Linked DNA regions of Homo sapiens: regions 2 and 3 are each linked to region 1. The links are chromatin loops, found by intact Hi-C in ENCODE. Cell type or tissue: GM12878. All regions are shown on one strand. Links, peaks and the distances in the headings refer to the core of each region. The heading gives the core; the rest is flanking DNA.

What was found. Peaks named below come from ENCODE experiments on the same cell type or tissue, not always from the same donor. Only the 100,000 strongest peaks of a DNase experiment are listed, where the experiment ranks them.
Region 2: a loop joins it to region 1, with 2.3 times the contacts of the local background. A loop is called at or near these places in 1 of 110 quality-filtered maps.
Region 3: it touches region 1 in a loop (2.0-fold over the local background); 1 of 110 quality-filtered maps calls a loop at or near these places.

Annotation. Positions count from the first base shown.
Region 1 is chr7:114,551,658-114,558,980 of GRCh38, reverse strand. All of the region lies in intron 3 of FOXP2 (forkhead box P2), which reads right to left. Among named protein-coding and RNA genes, the nearest start is that of MIR3666, 98 kb to the left of the region's middle. In GM12878, for the core only: no CTCF peak of the experiment used is centred there; DNase peaks (open chromatin) are centred at 3,700 and 3,990; H3K27ac peaks cover 1,112 bases.
Region 2 is chr7:114,626,647-114,633,969 of GRCh38, reverse strand. FOXP2 (forkhead box P2) reads right to left here. Exons shown (of 17, transcript NM_014491.4): 4 at 5,293-5,430; 5 at 3,965-4,165; 6 at 2,265-2,442. Among named protein-coding and RNA genes, the nearest start is that of MIR3666, 23 kb to the left of the region's middle. In GM12878, for the core only: no CTCF peak of the experiment used is centred there; a DNase peak (open chromatin) is centred at 3,489.
Region 3 is chr7:114,829,438-114,836,760 of GRCh38, reverse strand. No RefSeq gene overlaps it. Among named protein-coding and RNA genes, the nearest start is that of MDFIC, 89 kb to the left of the region's middle. In GM12878, for the core only: no CTCF peak of the experiment used is centred there; DNase peaks (open chromatin) are centred at 3,350 and 3,640; H3K4me3 peaks cover 370 bases; H3K27ac peaks cover 2,025 bases.

The DNA of each region.
Region 1 (7,323 bases), core at 1,348-6,347:
ATATATAATAATTATTTAATAGACAAAACAAACAGATTTAATGTATACATTGCCATCTCAGTTCTGTGGGACACTACAGAACACCAACCACTAGGTTAAGAATCAGCTGCAAAGTCAAGTAGGAGCCACTAACCTCAAGAATGCACAGACGAATCAGGAAGGCAAACTATTAGTGATGAGTTTCATATTAAGTATTATACTATGACAGACGTATGCACTGGTGAAAAGGAAGCATAGAGAAAGGGTTCTTACAGGGCAGATGAGATAATAAAGGACTCTAGGTAAGAATAAATGGACATTAGTATACAAATGGAGACGGGGTGGGGTAAAGATGAAGAACATTTAAGACTAAAGAAGTAGACATCATAAAGGCTTGAAGGTGTCTGACCCCCTGATGTATTCTGAGAAGCAGAGACAGTCCCATAAAGTCAAACAAATTAATTTTAGGGAAGAAGGGTGGTAGGGTAGGGTTGGGGACAGAAAGAGAAGCAAAAACCAGCTCTTCAAGAGCCCCATATAAAGCAAAGTGGCTTTTGTGAACTTCAGATTTCTCATTTTTGTGTACACCACCTGTCTTTTCTCTTGGAGGATAAATGAAAGTTCAAATACATAAAAAGATTTCTGACATATCTGGAGTCCTATTAGTGTTATCCTCAAGAAGTAACTATGAAGAATGCAGAATGAGACAAGATACTGTTTTAAATAAAGATTTAATGGTAATTTCTTGATGGCAAGCAATAACTTTTTGTTTCTATAAACTCTACCTCCTCTTTCTTCCAGTTGATACCCCATGACTTCATACGTGTTTTATTACTTAATATTCTTTCTTAGATTCCTCAAATACACTAGTAATCTCTAGTATATTAAAAGTCAGGGCTGGGTGCAGTGCCTCACGCCTGTAATCCCAGCACTTTGGGAGGCCAAGGTGGGTGGATCACGAGGTCAGGAGTTCAAGACCAGCCTGGCCAAGATGGTGAAACCCCATCTCTACTAAAAATACAAAAATTAGCCAGGTGTGGTGGTGGGCACCTGTAATCCCAGCTACTTGGGAGGCTGACACAGAGAACTGCTTGAACCCGGGAGGCAGAGGTTACAGTGAGCTGAGATCGGGCCACTGCACACCAGCCTGGGCGACAGAGCAGGACTCCATCTCTAAATAAATAAATAAATAAATAAATAAATAAATAAATAAAGTCAGTTCAGTGTCAAAATTCTTGTTGCAAAATTCTGCTTTTGAGAACAGAAGAGTACTACAATATAACTTATCTGAATTGCATTGCCATTAGAGATACAAAAATAAATTTTGTAGTACCAAGCATAAAGTAAGAAAATAATTTGACATGGTAGTACATTTTCATTTGTAGGAAAGTTTTGTGATAAACTGAATAAGAAAATTTTGAAAACAATCTTAACTCAATTTTATAATGCAGCACTAATTAGGAAGTGAAATCGACATTTTAAAATTTGGGAGTCAGAAAAAAATACTTCTTATTATATTTAACATGAATATTGCCCCTTTCTTTCCTATTTAGAGCATTCAGAGCATAATTTCACAGATGATATATATTTGTCTTAATGCGATTTTCAGACTACATCTAATGGAAAATGCCTGGTTAGGATTAAGAGACATAGTACAGATGTAAAACTACATTTGCATGCAATTATTTCTAAAACAAATGCCAGGGTACAGAATCTACTGAAATGGCTTTCAGGATGGCTGGCACAACATATTAAACCAGCTTCCAATCTCTGAGTAAGTCTATATTCTGAATATTTCAAATCAAGACACTGAGCACAGAACAACCTTAGATTTTCCACCTTGACTCATTGTCCAACAATGTATGAAAACAGGGTTTGAGCCCAAGAATTTAATGTAGAGATTTATTAATTTTCAAGCAAAAGTCTTTCTTGCTTAATGTAAAAACTGTATTTTACATATTAATTTCAAGAAATGAAAAATAAAATTACTAAAAAAAGGAAAATAATATAGTAGGCAGAATAAAACAGCATAGTAACAGAGTAGATGTATTATATAGCATTTAGCTTGTTTTACAGTTTTTTCAAAAAACAATACAAAAGATCTTTAAAGTTACTAATTTTTTCTTAATAGAAATCTCACTGTATCTGATATTCTTATAGAGATATACTTTTAAGCAATAAACTAGAAAAAACTATTCAAAATAATTCTGAAGTGCATTTGTTGTGAACTTAATCAGAAAGCTTATCAGCATCAATAAATGCTGTGCTTATATAGGGTATTATGCTTTCATAGAAGAACTGACCATGGATGTCCTCAGAGTTTGTGGATGAGGCAAACCCTTTAATTACTTTTTGGTGGTCTTTTCCATTGGAATGTATTTTTGGATTAGAACTTGATTCAATGAATGAAGCATGAAGATTCACTGCAATATCTATTATATGTAAAGAAAAACACTATCATATTATAATTTTTTTCCAAATTCACAAAGTACCAGCATCTCTTTTACTGTATGCTTTACTCCTTAGGGGGGAGCAATTCAGATTATGATCACCCCTAGGAATGTATGCAGGGACTGGAGGATGTGGTAGTTCCTTTTCTGATCCCTGCAGGGGAAGCAGCAGCAGCCCTTGGATCAGCTTCTGCTTATCTGGTGTTGGTCTCAGTGGCAGCTCCTTTTCTTGCCAATAAGGATAAATGAGGAATAGAGACTGCATGTAGCATATACAGAAGCTTATCTTGTTGGCATCTCTGATTATGATTTGGTCCCTATAAGCCTCTTACCCCTCCTCATTTTGATGTGATGTAGGGGGAAGAAACCTGGAGGAAGAGGACTAGTGATTTAAAAACTAAAACTCCAGCAAAAAACTTCTTACCATTTGACATGAAAATTCTCATGATGCCAAGAAAACTCCAGTAGTAGTAGTCCATCACTGCCATTTGCTTTTTCTTTCATATTAAAAGTTATCTCATATATTGCTGAGTAAACATCTAATTTCATTACCAAGTCCACTGCCATGTCAGCAGTGGTTCCTGACAGGTAGAGATGAGGGAGGTATAGAAGACAAGGGAATAAAGAGATTCAGAGTCATTCCTGTAGAATCTTCTATTCGTAGTGATGATGGAGATCCCCTCCATGGTGGAGCCATGTAACTTTCATCCCTTCCTTTTCTCTATCTTTTTGTTTGTTTTTTTGTTTGTTTGTTTTTGAGACAGTCTTGCTCTGTTGCCCAGGCTGGAGTGCAGTGGTGTATTCTTGGCTCACTGTAACCTCCACCTCCTGGGTTCAAGTGACTCTCCTGCCTCAGCCTCCCGTGTAGCTGGGATGACAGGCATGTAACACCACACCTGGCTAATTTTTGTATTTTTAGTAGAGACGGGGTTTCACCATGTTGGTCAGGCTGGTCTCGAACTCCTGACCTCAGGTGATCTGCCCGCCTCAGTCTCCCAAAGTGCTGAGATTACAGGCATGAGCCACTGTGCCCAGCCCCTTTGCTCTATCTTAACCACAAAACAATATACCTGGGTTTCATAAAATGAAGACATTCAAGAAAAGATAATATTCACATGTAATACCTTGTCATCCCCTTGTCATTACTTTGATCTCATTTTCTAAAAATGAAAATGAAAAACCTGAACAGCAACTAAGAGGCACTATATTATCTGTAACAAAGGAGTAAAAGGCACATGGTTTCGAATCAGACTGACTTGAATTCACTTCCAGCTCAAACTACCAGCTACTTGACTGTAGATAATGTAATTTAACCTTTCTAAGCCTCAGGTGCCTATTCTGTGAAATGAAAGAGCATAAATAAATACATTACCAGGTACACAAAGTAAGCACTAAATATATGCTACCAAAGCAAATTAAAATTATAAATGCTTCAGGATCTCTGTTTTATTAGAGAAAAAAGTATTAAAAAAGTAATGGGAACATCTGACTTGTGAAACCTCTCTGGTTGATTCCTTGGTCTTCTTTTTCGCTGGCCCTAGTCACGCATGTAGATATGATGACTCATACTACTTGTCATTAAAGAGCCTAGAAGACTAGCCAGGGACTAAGAGGAAGCCCTTTTTTAGATACACGTGTCTGAATCCTGACATTAGGCAATCACAAAATCATCATACAGATACGTGGATGAACTAGTAGTAAAACGCAAAACACCAAAATTAGAATTTAAGCATTTTTAACATTAAAATACTATTGAAAGTAACTAGATGCTATGAAAAAAAATTAGTATTAAAATAAATGTAATGCAATTTCTGGAAAGAACTTAATTTATTGACAGTTTAGATCTATAAAGATGAAAAGCTAATATGAGTTCTAAATTAGAAAATATGTTAGGAGATCAAAAGCTATCATTGTAATCACTACCTACCACAATAAAAGAAAATAGTAGTCCAGAATCAACTTAAATTTTCAAAAAATCATAATGATTATACACATACTAAAAATAATACAGAATTGTCATTTTTACATATAAATAAGTTTACTGGGAAAGAAAATGTCAAATTTTAGAACTGTGTTACTATTAGAAATTACTCATTTCTAAGGCAGAACCAAGTTTCATTAGCCAATAGCTGCTCTGAAGAATAAAGCTAATTTACATTTAAAATAGAAGTACAGTCTACTCTTTAAAAGCACAATGGTAAACACACCAATTTGACAATTACATTAATATGAGTATTTGCATAATCTGTTTTCTACACCTGTTCTTAATTTGAAGCAGCTGCAAGACAAATCATATCACACTAATCTGAAAGGGCATTTGGATGTTCCAAACAGTAATCCATACATCTAATGTTTTGAAGATATTTTATTTTTTAAATGTTTCCTGACCCTAAAAATGGTAAAAATTTTTAGAAGCCATATTTAAAATTTGGTTAATATTAAAGAGGAATAAGCATAATACCAAATAATGCTATCCCTTACATTTTTGGTATCCTCTGTTATTGACATAATAATAGAGATTTTTATTTCTAGAGGTTTTTAAGTAATATGTATTTTGTTTATATGAAAAAGATTTAAAAGCACAATAAAAATATACCTAGAAAACATCAATAAGGAATGCAATCAGATGATCAATAGCAAATCCATTAATGAAGAACAGAGCAAAATTCTATAGATTATCTGAAAGTGTGTTTGCAGCATAGATCATTGTGGTATCTTTTTGATATTTCCTTTTTCAAAACTGGATTCCATTTATGTTTAGCAAATATTTCAAAATTTAATAAACAGAACTTTACTTTCATCTTTTAAAGGATCCAGCTTGTTTTTATGTGTATTCAAACACATACTCAGAGCTATCAAAAGGAAGTCAGTTTATTATTGTTACATATTCTTCTAGTTCATATACTTAAATTATTCAGCTAGATTCTAGCTGGTGGAATATAAGATGTAATCTGTCAACAAAACTGTCTCTCTTTAATCTTCTATTGTGAAAAGAAAATGAAGTTATAGATTTCTAAAGATGTTATTTATTTCTTGAAAAATTAATGAGAGCATGTACATTAATGAACTGGAGCAACAAAGGAAGTCAATGTGTTTAAGTGATGTTGAAGTCTGAAGAGGTAAACATTAAATGGCTGAATTCTTAGTTCAGTATTTCATTCAGAATTTTATTTTTACAAGAGCTCAGATAGTATGTGAAAAATAAAATACTAAACAAAATAATTGAAGTTTACATTTCTAAGACATTTTCATGTATATTATGCAGCAATCCTCATCACGTAAGAGAAAACTGAGGCTCAGGAGAGTTAAAGAACTTGCCAAGTGCTCGCATTTTGTAACAGGTTAAGACTTGGGTATCCTAACTCCAGCTCTATATTCGTTTCCATAACTCACTGATGTTTGTTTGAATGAAGAGCAGCTATTACAATAAATAAATAGGATCAAGGGTTTTTCCTAAAATACTTTGTCAGTTTTTTTTTAATTTCACAGTATCTAAAATGCTTCCACACATGGCTTCAAACATACTAGGGAAATACTGTTTCAAAAGTGACTGGGAGAGAGAACTATTTTCTATTTAGATAAATGTATTGCAATCTCTTACCAAGAACAGACTGGTTACTCTAGGAGTATAAAAACAATTTTTATTACTATATAATTTAGGCGATAAAGCTAAGTTATAGTGATTGTGAGAAAAGCAATTTTCACAGTCCTGACCTCTATATAATTATATTTCTAAATATTCCTTATTTTATTTTTCTTCATTAAAAACCTTACATATATAATTGAACACACAGAAAAGTACTCTAAACAGATAAGCTGGCATGTCATAGGGGTATGTGGAACATAATGGAATAACGTATGTAATGAATATGGACATTGTATTATATCCAACAACAAATTTCACTTTTTCTTCGAGTATCAGAATATTTTAACCTGAATAAATGAGTAATAAACTTCCAACTTTTAAAATAATCTTGCTTCTTCTTGTTTTTGCTGATAAGGGGAAAACTAACTCATTATCAAAGTTAAAACTTTTGGCATATAACACATAAAAAAGGATAATTTTTTGTAAATATATGTTACTGAGAAGGTATACTCTTTTACTATAATAAAGCATTGAGATAACAAAATTTTAGAGCTTGAGTCACGTCTTCCCAGTTGACAGAAAAAGGCAATGAGGCGATAGAACCGAATTGCCCTCCTGAAGGTCATACAGTCAGTAAATGGTGGAGTCAAACCTTGAACCCAGTGCCTCTCCCAAATAGCACAGAGGCTTATCTCTTACCTTTATTATAAAGCATGAAGGGAATACCAGCAGGTCATTTAAAAGATGTTCTTGCTTTTCCATGGTCCTAAAGTAAGCTATACCCTAAACATCAATCTCACATTTAAAAATAGCTACAAAATATGAAACTACATACATTTCTAGCCTGGCTTGATGATCCCTCATGAATGTACGCACAAATTCTGATAACATCAATGTAAAATATGTGTTAACAGTATCAGTGGGAGGTTGAAGTTCAAGTGAATTTCAATTCTTCATAGTTTTCTGTATTGCCTGGATTATTTTTGAAAGCACATATTGTTTTGTTAATCACTAGAAATAAGGCTATTTTCAAATAGAACAAAGAACAGTAGTTATAAATATTTGTCATAAAACGTACTCTTAGATACCTTTGCTAGTATGAGGGTCCACCTTACAAGTATTCTGATTTTTCTCATGTTAAAACAGCACCTATTACTCTAGTGTTAGTCTCAGTAATGAAGAAAAATAAATACCTGCCACTCTTAGCATGATAATCTTTTTAATGTAAAAAAATTATTAAAATACTTTTCTACATTTTTCTCTCTCTTTTTTTAAAAAATATCTGGTAACCCTTTTGTGATACTCTCC
Region 2 (7,323 bases), core at 1,057-6,056, 75 kb before region 1:
ATCCATCATTGCACATTAATCCTACTTGGTTTTTATATGGCTATTTTTCAAGGCTAATCAACCAATCAAAAACCTGGTAAAAAGTGAACTGGAAACTGATAATAAAAATATTCAAAATACTTTTACCTTAACCTCTAACTAAGGAAGAAATGATTCAGGGCTTACACTGTACAACAAATATTTCTTTACTTTTTCCCCACTCTAGTTTTGGGATTCCAGCATAGTACCGTAACGCTAGGTTCCTTTACTGTAGCTGGTGTATTCAACACACAATGAGCCTCCACAATGATATTTTTCACACTTAATCATCTAAATCGTAAAAAACAAGACAATGATGCCGGTTTGTGTGGCTTACATGGCAACAACACAAACTTTGATCGGTGAACCAACTACATTTGTGGCCCTACAATTATTCAGATGGATTTTTTTAACCTATATTAATGAAAACATAGTTGAGTGATTTCATCTTTTTTCCTTTTTAAAATATAAATTTTCTGCTCAAAGACAGATGTTTTCAGATTTACTTTCCTTTCCCTAAATGTTCGCCATTTTCTCATTTTATCTCTCATATATCTTATCAAGGATAAAAACAGAAGAAAAGAGAGAAACAAGGATTCTATGAAAATAAATTTTAATTTGAATTCAGGTAATTTCTATTTGAAAACTATTAGAATGATTATATCATTATAAATTTCATTGTTCAGAGAGATGTTTTTTGCTTGTTTTGAAAGAATGTGGTTTCACAATATGTTTTAAACAAGTTACACTGTGTTTCTATTAGCACATATTTTAAACTTTCTTAAAATGTTTACTTGAATTAATAAAATAAGATTGTGGTAGATCATGCTTTTCTGTTGAGGAAATTCTCATATAATTATATCCTAAATACAGATTTCATTTGAACTTGACTGAAAACAAAAACAATATTTTTTCTGTTTTAGTATAGTTTCTATTGAAGAAATCCATGTTTACACTGAAATAATTTTATAAACTCTTTTCTTTTTTACTTTTTCATGTCTTTAAATTGTATTTATTTTTCTAAAGAAGAATAATTGTGAATAGAACATTCATTGATATAATGACGCTATGATTTATTCCAATTTTCTTTAGAATATTTATTCCAATATTCTTTAGAATAACTCAGAAAAACAGGCTTATTGCCTTGTTTTTCTTTTGCTATTTAAACTTTATCTTTTTTGATTTCCTAGGAGTGCTTCAATCAGGTGAATTAGAAGATTTGAAGTCAAGTGAGAGAGGAAAACCAGGGGGAAAAAAGCCAAAGAGACATTAATTTGATAAATAAAAAGAGAGAACATTACCACGATACTCCTGATTTTCTTTAGTATGTCCTTTAGAATCAGCAAAATGTGCAGCCAATGCTACTACAATATGAACTCCTCTGTGACAAATATAATTAATTTGAATTAATGTACATTTGGATTAATGTTTGTCCCAACAAAATCCAAATGCAAGTTAGAATATCCCTTTATGAAGTGTAATGATATATAACTTACCTGAATTGAGAATTTTAGCACACAGTCATTTGTTTACCATTATTTGTCTTTTATAATTTAAAACTTTCCATTTCCCAAAAGTGAAGGGTTATGAATATGACACACAATTGTATTATCAGAGTACCTCCAAATTTTTCTTACAGAAAAATAAGAATACAGTTGACAGATTTTTTAAAACTATAGTTTACAATACATGCATAGGCAATGTTATTTGAGAGAAAAAAGAATGGATATGTCCTGTGACATAGGATGGGGTTCTACAAAGCTTAACTTGGAATGTGCTCTATAGAAATTCATGAAGCCTCTCTTTAACATGTGGTGATTTCAGTGTGAAGATTAGGAACTTTTATCTTTCTTTTATCAGTTGTCCACCAAACTCCTATCAGCTCACTTAGTTAAATGGACTGCTGTCAGCCTTCCCGGTAATCCAATTCCCTGCAGATCCTCCTGTATATTCAATAGTGCTTGAATTGTGTTGCCCTTATAAATCATTTTGTGCCCATAAGACTAATAAATACACATTTAATATCTAACAAAAACTTGAAAGTTTTACTTCACACTTGAAAGCAGTATATGGTAAAATTTCTGAGCCTCTAGAAAATAGGTCATGCCACCATGTTAACAATCACGTTTTAATAATAAATTTGAAAGTCATAAAAACAAAATTTCTCAAGGTATAAGGCAGAAAGGCCATGAAATGGTAGAAAGTACAAGATTTGAAATGAAGAGTGCACAACATTTTGTATGTACCTTGAGGCAGCGATTGGACAGGAAGTGCTGCCTGGCCAGGTGGAATGGAGATGAGTCCCTGACGCTGAAGGCTGAGCAGATGCTGCTGCTGCTGGAGTTGTTGCATCTGGAGAAGCTGCTGCTGGAAGACAAGCTGCTGGGCTGCCAATTGCTGTTGCTGCTGCTGCTGCTGCTGCTGCTGGTATCAGAAAACCCAAACCAGTAAACAGCAGAGAACATGGTCTGTACAAACAGCTCTCTTACAGGGAAATGCACACTCCTTTCATTGCCTGAGTGGGTTTTTTGGTCATCCCATAGTCAAAGTTCAGGGGCAGAATGTGAGTAAGTTCTAGATTTTCAGTTGCCTTTCTTTCAATTATTAAATCGTGTTAGAGAACCAAGGAACTTGCATCAAAAAAGTATGGAGCAAGGTCTAGAGATAGTATGTAATAAAGGTTCAGCTTTTTAAAATCTACTTATTGTAGATAATAATACATTTCTCTAGATTAAAAGAACACTACTTTACAGAAATAGTCAACTTCTACGACACACTTTTTTTTTTTTTCCAATTGAATAAGTTTGATCTGCAGAGGTCCATGAATGTGGTCTCTGGTGATCTATTAGTAAACTGGGATGTAGCCTTCATAGGATAGGCCTGTTAGCTCTCTCTCTCTTCTCCTCTCTTGTTGGAATATATTAAAGGCAGAATTACGTTCAAGGCAAAATTAAAAAAAAGTGCCCTTATTATAAGAAAAAGTATAACTTCCAATTTTGTGAGGCATTACAAGACAAACCAGAGGTCTTTGGACTCCAGAGGGTATGAGATGGCAGTCACACTTCAGAGAAAGACAAGCTGCTGTGGAAGACCTTTCCTTTTTAGTTTGGGGAAAAGAGAAACTTCTGATGCGCTCACTGGAAAACAGACTGCATAATGGAGCAAGTCATGTGGATTGCCCAAAGCCTCGGGAGAAATAAGGGAGCAATTTCTATTCTGTAGTTGATGGCTGTCTGAAATTCTATTCACAAATCCAAACAGAAACAAAGCCTCAGGAGGTCAAAACTGTTTCCTGTACGTTTGCATAATGGGCAGCTTGAAGACAACGGCTCTGATACCTGCTGATCAATTTAACTACTTCAACATGTTTTGTTTGTATTATGTTTATATTTGATGCAGTTTGCTGACAAGTGCAAGCTAGGCCTGAGAAGCCCGCTTGTCAGTTTGATTTATGAGCATATCAAACTGTAACTTTCTACTCGCCACTCTCAACCTACAGTAGCAGTTCATTAATCAGGGGCCTGTGACTTTGAAATCTGTGCTCAACCAGTTTCTCCCTTAGTCTCCCTATCCCCAACAATAGGCCAAATTTGCATGCATGTTCTCTGAGCTGCACCACTGAGAAAAATAAGGTTCCCTCACCAACTTAGATTCTCCATGAATACAAGATAATCAGTACTTTGTCCACCACACAGCTTGCTCTTTGTACTGTGATTCATTAGTGAACATTAGACGACAGCAGCATTAGATTGTAACTCTCAAGTCCCATGCTACAAAAAAGGAGAGCCTGAGAGCCTATCACTGTTACTAAGCTCAGTAAAAATATATAATACTGCAACTTTGACAGCAAGAGCCTTGTTATAGGAAGATCTAAGACTATTCTTGCCGCTCAAAGCCCCTTCTTAACTGCAAACTGTTATGTATCAATGAGATAACCGGATCCTACCTCTTTCGCTTGCTTTCCAGGATGCTGTTGCTGCTGCTGCTGCTGTTGCTGCTGCTGCTGCTGTTGTTGCTGCTGTTGTTGTTGTTGTTGCTGCTGCTGTTGTTGCTGCTGTTGTTGCTGCTGCTGCTGTTGCTGCTGCTGCTGCAAAAGCTGAAGATGTAACTGCTCTTGCTGTTTCTTGTAAAACTCTTGTAGTTGTTGCTGAATAAACCATTTTGACTTTAATAAATAAAGGCAAAAGTTTCACGTATTATAAATCTCCTAAACTCTTCTAGACTGGCATATGGCAGAGTATCCATTAAGATTCATCCCATAAAAACAACAAAAAATATACATTGGATTCAAAGAGACAGCTCTACATACATTTTTTTCCAAGGCAGCTCTGAAATTTTCCAATCCAGAATCCAAAAAATCCTAAACAAAAGGGTATAGAAAGTCTGTATTCTAAAGGGTCAGAGCCAAATTAATACTTTAAATTATTACATCTGAAGTCCTACTGACACATAAAAACTAGGCTATACTCTACCAGTTGTAAGAATAAAAATTTAGCTACATAAAATCAGGTTGCTCAATTCTTATTGGAAAAAACTTAATCCATCAGATGTTCAGAACAATGTCAGATTTACAAGTAATTGGTCTGTAGTCATCAGCACAGAAGTTAGCAAAGTAATTATATATAAAAAATTTCAGGTAAAGCACATTATTTTCTCTCTAATAAGTAAGTGTATAATATAAAGTCTATATACACTCAGGGTTCCGATATGGTATTTATTAGGAACACTATGTTTGTTATTTTAAAAAGATAAATTTCATAAATTTGTGGCTCAGCTGCCTAATTTCATTATAATAAATAGATTCTTCTCTTTCTAAACGATGAGTATACTATGAAAAGGAAAATCTGGGATGTTACTTTCTCCATTTTAACAAAGTGGTCTATTCAAATTTCATACTTTTGTGAACTAAAAGGAATGCTAAGGTGTTAGGAGTTTTAAAAGCAACTATTATCTGGTAAGTATTTTTGCATTTTTTTGGCAAGTCAACAAATTGAATGTACCTAAGCATTTGAATATTTAAATATTGGCTCATTCCATTTTCAAATTACACCTCTCTCTGCTCTTATTCTAGACTTTAATAATTTTTTTAAAAAAATAAGCAATCTAGATTTTCTTACGAGTTCTATAATTAAAATGTTACATTTATGTTCTAGCACGCTAATAGGTTGTCCTTTCAAATGGAGACTGAATTGTCAAATATGCCCACTGCACTTTCAAAATAAGTGCACACCTTCTAAGTCATGCTAGAACACCAAAGCAGGTAACCCACATTACCTGCTGCAGCATGACAGCCTGCTGTTGTTGGAGAAGGGCTTGTAGCTGCTGAGGAGACAGGACTTGTTGCTGAAGGATCTGCTGCATTTGCTGAGGGGTGATCACCTGGGGAGTCATCATGGCCACTGACACAGGCACCTTGCACAGAAAGAGAAAGAGAAAGAAAATTCGTGGTCATAACCAAATATCTGTTAATCAACTTCACAAATAGTATGTTATCTTTTATAAATTCTTTAGCATTGATGATCAATAATTTTTACGTCACATTTTACTATAACTTCTTTACAATAGTACTAAAGTATCACAAAACATAGACACTAGCTTTCCAGAGGCATCAGATTTCATCAAACTCTTTATGTTCCATAGCTCTTATTTAACATGCTTAGATATTTGAATTTCGGCTATAATATCTATAGTTAAAAATAAACAACCACATGGTGGTGTTCTCAATATTTCATAATTGATCATCTCATCAATGTCACTGTGCTATAAATACAAAGGTTTTTGAAATGTCTTAAGTGTAATTAAAATAAATATTAAAGATTAAAAAATTGGAAATATGCATATAAATGTTATCTAAACTAGTAAAAAGCATGTATACAGTATACTTACTTAAAAATATAATCATCATCTTCAAAATTTTATATACACATGATAAAGTACTAGAAAATAAATATAGTAATAAAATTTAGCATATGACAACATGTGATAATTCATATAGGAGATATATATATATATGTGTGTGTGTGTCTGTGTGTATATCCAGAAAAATAATGACATACATAGGTCTTCTGAAAGAAGAACTCATATAACTAGTATTCTAGCTTCTTCTTTAAACCTTTTCTTATTTCAAGCAACTGAGCTTATAATAGGAAGTACAAAAATTTAGCAATTACTCAAAGGTTATTCATTAAACTGAAAATAATAAAAGTAATTTACTTAAAACTTTTTTCCCACTACTTCCTTTTTCTTCAGGGTTCTGAGGATGAGAGGCAAAAAGAAGATAGGGAAGGAGAAAAAGATATAAAGGAGAAAGAAGGAAGGAAGTAAGGAAAACGTAGAAAAAGGACAAGCTAGTGGGAAAGCCCTAGAGAAAGACAGAACGGATGTGAAGAAATAGGAAGAGGATGGTAAGAGTGGTGATCAGAAAAACTGGTATAGAAACCTAAAGTATATGCTCAGATAGAAGGCAAGTAACACTGTTTGAGGCATTACTTGTACTAACCAGTATGCAATCAAACAACTTGTCAACTTTCCAAGTTTGCAACCTTTGAAATAGTAATCACTTTCCTAGAAAAAACAATTCACTTTTACTGTAAATAAAAGCAAGTATTTATATAAATACTGTTTTAGAACAAATTTATTGGGCAACATGTCTTTCAAAACCAAAAAAGATTAAAAGATACGGTTCACAACTTATTTTAATTGTTATTTTTAATGCAGTTCAAACTTTTCCAGTGTGGCACTTTATGTTATGGAGAAAGGAGAAATTAATAATGAAAAGAGGTTAGAAGAAGCAGAAGAAAAAAAAAAAAGAAATCCAGGGTGGATTAATTCTTCCTCCAAAAAGAAATAAAGAACTAAATAAATCAAAACCTTTCATATTTAATACTGAAAAATAGCAATGTCTTTTCTTTTCTCCATGTTAACATATTCAGATTAATTAGATCAAATTGAGTAACTTGAAACATTATGACAGAAATTCAGTGATTTTAAAAAATATTTCTGTATTTTTAAGGAATATACTGGCATACCTATAAATTACTGAATTTGAATTTATTATAATAAAAAGCATTCTGAAATGTATATTGTAAAATTAATTCACCAATGGGTTTTTCAAGTGTTTAGTTGTTTTATAAAATTGACTGTCAATTTACTTAACTCCTTGTTCTCTGATAAACAAATAGAATGGTTAGAACAAGTAGTGAGAAAAAAAATGTATCAATCTACAAAAATGTCTTTTCTTCGAACAATCATTTACCTCATACTATTTCCAAATAGGAATCAAACTGAAATGGACAGAGAAAGATA
Region 3 (7,323 bases), core at 1,068-6,067, 280 kb before region 1:
ATTTTTAATGACCCACGTTCAACTTAACCTCTCTGTGCCTCAGTTTCCTTATCTTTAAAATGGAGATAAACACGAAAGAATTAAACGAGATAATGCATCTAAAGTATTTAGCCTTGTGCCTGGCTTTTGGCAGCTATCATCATCACCATCTTTACTGCATGTGGGGAAGACAAGGCAAGAGAGGCCTCAGTGTGAAAAGAGGATCCAAGAGTTACACTGCAGACTTGAAGTAACATTTCTTCAAAGAAAATATATACAAATGGCCAACAAGTACATGAAAACATGTACATTATTAGCCATTAGGGAAATGTGAACCAAAGCACAATGAGATACTCTTTCAAACCCACTAGAAAAGCTGGAATCAGGAGGGAGAGAGGGAGGGAGAGAGAAAGGAAGGAAAGAGAGAGGGAGGGAGAAAGAGAAAATAAAAAAGAAGGGAAGACAAATGTTATGTTAGCAAAAATGTGGAGAAATTGGAACCCCTCATACACTGCTTGTATGAATGTAAAATGGAGCAGTGGCTATAGAAAACAGTTTAGTGATTCCTTAAGAAGTTAATTACAGAATTTCCATTTGACCCAGCAATTCCACTGTTAAGTATATATCCAAAAGAATTAAAAACAGGTATTCAAACAAATATTTGCACACAAATGTTCACAGCAGCACTATTCACAATAGCCAAAAGTTGGAAACAACCCAAATTTCCATCAACAGATGAATGGGTATGGTTAAACAAATTGTAGCTTAACCACACAATGAAAGAGTATTCAGCCATTAGAAGGAATGAAGTTCTGAAATATACTACGATGTGTATGAAACTTGAAAACATGCTAAGTGAAGAAGCCAGACACAGAAGTTCACATATTATATGATTCCATTCATATGAAATATTCAGAATAGGCAAACCCATTAGAATTGCCAGGGACTGGGAGGACAGGGAACAACTGCTTAATAAGCAGAGAGTCTCCTGTGGAGTTGATGAAAATGTTTTAGAACTAGATAGAGGTTAAGTTTGCACAACATTGTGAATATACTAAACACTATACAGATTTGAAACCTTGCATTTCACATGTTGTATGTTTTATGGCAACAATTCTTCAATAATGATAACAAAGATGGTCACTTACCCTCAGTGTTTCCTTCTTGTCTCCAGGTTTTATTAATGCCTTGAGAAGCACTGGCTATCAATAATATCTAAGAAAGTTTAACAGTCAAAGCATAGCTGCTGTTCACAGCTGTAAAGCCGCACTGTAGGGAGGTTGCTTTCTCTGAAAGATGATGTATTTCTGAAACCATAGTTACAGGCAACCCTCCAGATTGCAAAAAGATTACCTGCAGCAACACCATTTTGAGGACTTTAAAGGGGTCATCCTACTTTTTAAGGAGTAGATGGAATCCTCTGCTTCATAACAAGCTCTTACATCACAAGAAGAGCTGAGGAAAAGAGAAGGAAGAGAGACTGATGGGGACACAGCATTCTTGTCCAGGGGGCAGGGCTTGGGGTTTTAGGAAAGTTAGACTGGGAAAGGGGACTTGCATAATCATTGAACAGTGCAAATTGCCCAAACGTGGCCAAACTACTTACCTGGTTGCAGTCTGTGGTGAGAGTTGGAGTCTCTATGAGATTCTTGCATGTAGATTCCTGCTTCAACATTTTCTCTCTGGGTAACTTGAGGCAGATTGCCTAATCTATGCAAGGTTCCGTTTTCCTCACCTGTAAAATGAGGATAATAAAATCTACTTCCAAGAGCTTTTTTGTGAGGGTAAAAAGATACAAGGTAGTTTTCCCACAAACTTGTCTGAGAATGACAATCACCTAGCATGCTTTCTAAATAATAAGTTTTTGGGCCCCATACCAGACATGGATCTGGATCATAGGGTACAGGGAGAGGGCTGGGAATCATATTTTGAATGCCTTCCTGGAATGATACTTAGCGATCTAGCTAGAATGGGAAATAATAAAGCTCTTGGTACATAAGTAGTCAAAAGTGTTATTTATTATGAATATTTTAGATTATTATTTTGGTGGTTATGGTAAACATTTAAACGAGGTGTCCAAGAAATCAAAATAATTAATAAAAAAAACTAAAAACCCATTTGAGTGTTCTTTTCCTCATATTATACAAATAACTGACTTGACCAATTTTTCTCCATTCAACATACTAAAATTGAGAAGGAAAAAATAATAACAATTTAAGCTTCTGAAAAAGATTATAACACTGTCAGCAATTAGGACAGCCATTTGAGGACAGTTTCTTTTTGGCAATAGGAGAGGAGGTAGAAATTCTAACAGATAAAAAATCTCCGCCAGTTCCCTATTGAGATTTCTCATGAGTCAATGACAATTTTAGTATTTTCAAAGAATAACAACTCTTTGATCTGAGGGTATGCTCTTTATTTTATCAGTTTGAAAGAGAGTCTGATGTCCCAACTAGATCCAGTTAATCCCCCCACTACATTGACTTTTAAAATTTGATTGTGGGCCACAGTAAGGAATATATTTTACATTGTATTTCAGCTATATATGTATCTGGAATAATACCATTATGTATCCTTATAATGTGCTATGCATTTGGATATTCTCTATTTTTTTCTTTTCTTTTTTTTATTTTTAGAAATTCTGGTTGCAATCCACTAATTTCTTTCACAACTACTAATTTGTCCCAAACCACTAATGGGTTGCAGCCTAAAATTTGAGAAGCACTGACCTAACATATGCATCTGAAGTTATTATTTTCACCTTCTCACAAATTGTGAATCATAAAATGACTGGTTTGGATTAAAAATAAGCCAGAGAGCCCAGGCAATGTGGCTCACACCTATAATCCTAACATTTTGGGAGGTTGAGGCAGGAGGATGGCTTGAGCCCAAGAGTTCAAGACCAGCCTGAGCAACATAGTGAAACCTCATCTATACTAAAAATAAAAATTAGCTGGGTATGGTGGTGCATGCCTGTGGCCCCAGCTACTCAGGATACTGAGGCAGAAGGATTACTTGAGCCAGGAAAGTCAAAGCTGCAATGAGCTGTGCTCCTGCCACTGCAGTCCAGAGTGACATCCTGTCAAAAGAAAAAGAAAGAGAGAAAGAAAGAAAGAAGGAAAGAAAGAAAGAAAGAAAGAAAGAAAGAAAGAAAGAAAGAAAGAAAGAAAGAAAAGTTTCATAATCCCAGTTTGCAAATCACCAAAGAAAAGAGATGAATCAGTAAGTTGGACTATAACAGAACTTAGTGTTCTCATCTGGGTATTTCTGACTTACATAGGCAAAACCTGAAACTCCATGTAGGAAGCTATGTTATGACTAACTTACAACTTTGGAGTTTACTGTTAATTACAAATAAAACAACTGCAAAAACTCGTCTGTGTATGTAGGCCTTCTTGAAAGTGAATTTGAATATCTGAAACAGCTTATGAAATTATGATCTGAGCAACGTGTCCTTTGAGGGGAAACGGCAAATGTGTGGAAAGGCTGTGCCTTTATTATTACATTGATAAAGAGTTGGCTCCTTTGTTTTATTATTTTCTCTCATGCACTTTTTTCCTTTCCTTTCATAAACTCTTTGTCCTAGGATTTGGCACTATAAATTTCCAACATTATGTGATAAGTAGTTATGCTATCATTTGCCCTACGTGCTTTCTGCATTGAAACAGGTTTACCACATGTGCTTCTTCAGGTCTTACACTGGGTTTAGATATAAGTCAGATTCTTAATCTGGAAATGAAAGAGGGGAAAACCTACAAGCATTAAAGAAGAGTCATGAACATGGGCTAATAACTACATCTGAAAAAGTAGAAATAATCTCTTTTCTTTATTCAAATGTGAAATATATGGCACATAAGATAATAAACTCTCTTTATTCACACCTATGTTTACCAAAACTTGACATTTAGCCATATTTGCTTCAGATATTTTTAAAAAACATTACAGCTGCACGTGAATCCTTCTATGTGCCTCAATTCAATCCTATTTCCCTTTGTTTTTGCAATTATGTGAACATTGTAATTTTATTCAAGGATGAATCCATGAAGTCTACAATATTGCATGTTTTAAAGCTTTATTAATGGTACCTTACTACATGCATCATTCTACAATATATTTTCATGTTTGCTGAACATTTTTCAATATTTTATCAACAACTTCATATATGTAGCTCTAACTTACAAATTTAACCATTATATATTATTTCACATATGAATCGCCACAATATATTGTAAACCGAAAATAAAATTCTAAGCCCTCCCCTCTCCTTCAACCATCTGAATGGACCCCTCCTCTCTTCCAAGGGCATTCCAGAGTTAACCTGATAAAATAATTCAGGCTATGATGGAAGAGGGATCAGACGAGCCTCATTATAACCTCCAGCATTAATATCAACACAGACCTTAAATTTGATAAGGAACATGTACAATGTATTTTCTCTAAAGCCTTCTACTTGTAGGCTTCATCTGCATGATAAAACCTTGGTCTCCACAACTCTTTATTATAACCCAGACATTCCTATCTTGATGATAACTCTTTCAACAAATTACCAATCAAAACCATTTTAAATCTACCTATGACCTGGAAGCCCCTCCCAATTCTAGTTGTCCCACCCTTCCAGGTTGAACCAATGTACATTGTACATGTATTGATTAATATATTATATCTCCCTAAAATGTACAAAAGCAAGCTGTACCCTAACCACCTTGGGCAGATGTCATCAGGACCTCCTGAGGCTAGGTCTCGGGTGCATCCTTAACTTTGGCGAAATAAACTTTCTAAATCGATTAAGACCTGTCTCAGATACTTTGGGGTTCACATATTAATGCTGTTAAACATACTTAGGTTATTGCCACATTTTCACTATTAAAATAAATGTAATGACAACAATCTAGCACAAGATACAGAAATGTAGGATCAGAGGATATGTGTGTCTTCACATTTACTAGCTATTGCCAAATTACTCTCCAAAATGGTTTGAGAATTTTTATTTCTCCTTATCTTTGTTGATGAAAAGAGTTGAACTATGTAAAATATTTGAAGGGATTTATTCTGAGTCAAATGTGAGGACTATGACCTGTAACACAGCACCCAGGATATCCTGGGAACATGTGCCCAAGGTGATCAGGCTACAGGCAGGTTTTATACATTTAAGAGAGTCATAAGACATCAAATAAAATATGTGGGGCATGCATTGGTTCAGAAAGGTGGAACAACTCAAAAGGATAGGGAGTTTATAGGTCATAGGTTCATACATGGATTCAAAGATTTTCTAATTGGCAGTTATTTGAAAGTTATTATCTAAAGGCCTGGAATCAATAGAAATGAGTGTCTGGGTCAAGATAAGGGATTGTGCAGACCAGGGTTCTTATTATGTACATGAAGCCTTATCAGTGGCAGCCATTAGAGACAACAGATGGCAAATATTTCCTATTCTTCCTCTAAAAGGGGCTAGACTCCCAGTTAATCTCTTCAGAATTGGGAGGGCCTAGAAGCGGGAGAGATCTAGTTATGTTAGCAGAGATTCTTTACAGAACCAATTTTTCCCAACAAGAACAGTTTTGCAGGACATTTTAAAAGAAGACAAAAAACGTATTTGGGGGTGAAATATTTTGATTACCTTCTTTATCTGTCACGTGATATTACATCAGAGTCAGGTTGGAAAGTAAGCCATGTTATATAGGGTTAAATAAAACTTATCTGATGAAATTTTATGGTTTGTACAAAGTGACTCCCCAGCCCCTTCGACAGGAATTTGGACCAGAAGAAAAAGGTCAGAGTTCAGTCCTCATCTTGAACAACATTCAATATTGTCAGATTTTCTATTGTTTTCTACCTGTTGGGTATGAAATTATATTTCACAGTTGTTTTAAATTTGTGTTTCTGTAATAACCTTTAGAATGGTTAACTTCTGTTTGTTTTTCATTCAGTTGTCTTTTGTTTTATATTATGTAAATATTTTAAATATTGTGGATATTCATTTTTTCAGATACACACAACACAAACACACACACACACACACACACACACACACACATCTCCCAGTTTTATCTTCAAATATCTTTTTTCCAGTTTTGAATTTTAACTTTGCTTTTCATGTCTTTTGTTATATAGAAATTTTACTTATCAATGAATAGATTTTATCAATAATTTTCTATATGGTTTATGATTTTGTGTCCCTGTTACAAGAAATGTGTTTCTTACTCCAATTTCAATAATATAGTTTATTTTCTCTTGAGAATTTCACAGTAAATTTTTCAATAGAGGAAACTTACTTTGTGGTACAAGGTAGGAAATCTCTTTTTTTCCAACGTGAATCTGATCATATTTTATTGAATAACTCATTTACCAACAATTATATATAATGTCACTTCCTTCATACGTGATATATATTCTAGGTCTATTTCTGATCTGTCTATAGACACTGGTCTGTTTTAATATCGATGAGCCAATACTACCCTCTTTTAATTATTGTAGAGGTATAATATCATGATACCTCAAAAGGTAATTGCCCTTTTTGTTTTCTTCAAAATTACTTTGTACTTTTTTTCTTCCATGTGAATTTTAGGATCAGATTTTCAAGTTCCATTAAAAATGCTAATTGGATTTTATTACAAATGACAGATTAATTTGAGGAATATGGCAATACAGTGATATTCTTGTGAGCATGATTTTTATAATTTTATATTTTATTTTGATGTTTTTGATGATGTTTTCTCAACTACTCAAGTTAGTTACATTATAAATTATTGGGGAGTTTTTTTAAGCTCCCCAACATATGTGAATCTTTTTAAATTTTTAATATCTTTCACTCTGATTTTCTAATTTAAGAACATAAGTCTGTCTATTATCAATCCTTTGAAATATGTTGACATCTTCTTTATGAAAAACGTATTTATTTGTTTAGTACAGATTTCTAATTATATATATTAGTTAAAGTTTGTAATTTTGTTAGCTATATCTTCTACGTTCTGCATATAGAAAGGGAGTAGAGAGTTCCTGTGTACTTACTGCCCCCACACATGCAGCCTCCCCCATTATTAACTTTCCACAGAAAAGTGGTACATTTGTTACAGTCTATTAACCTACATTGACCCATCATTATCACCTAAAATTCACAGTTTACATTAGGATTTACTCTTAGTGTTATACATTCTATGGTTTTGACATATGCTTATTTTACATTTGACATAAGCTTTTATGATTATGTGTATGTTAATTTTAACTTTGTGATTTTAATAGTTTTTATTTACAACTTTTGTAACACTATGTAGTTAAAAGCATAGAGGTTTATGAGTATTATATTTTTGATGGATGGATTCTTTATTATGATGTAGTGTCCCTACA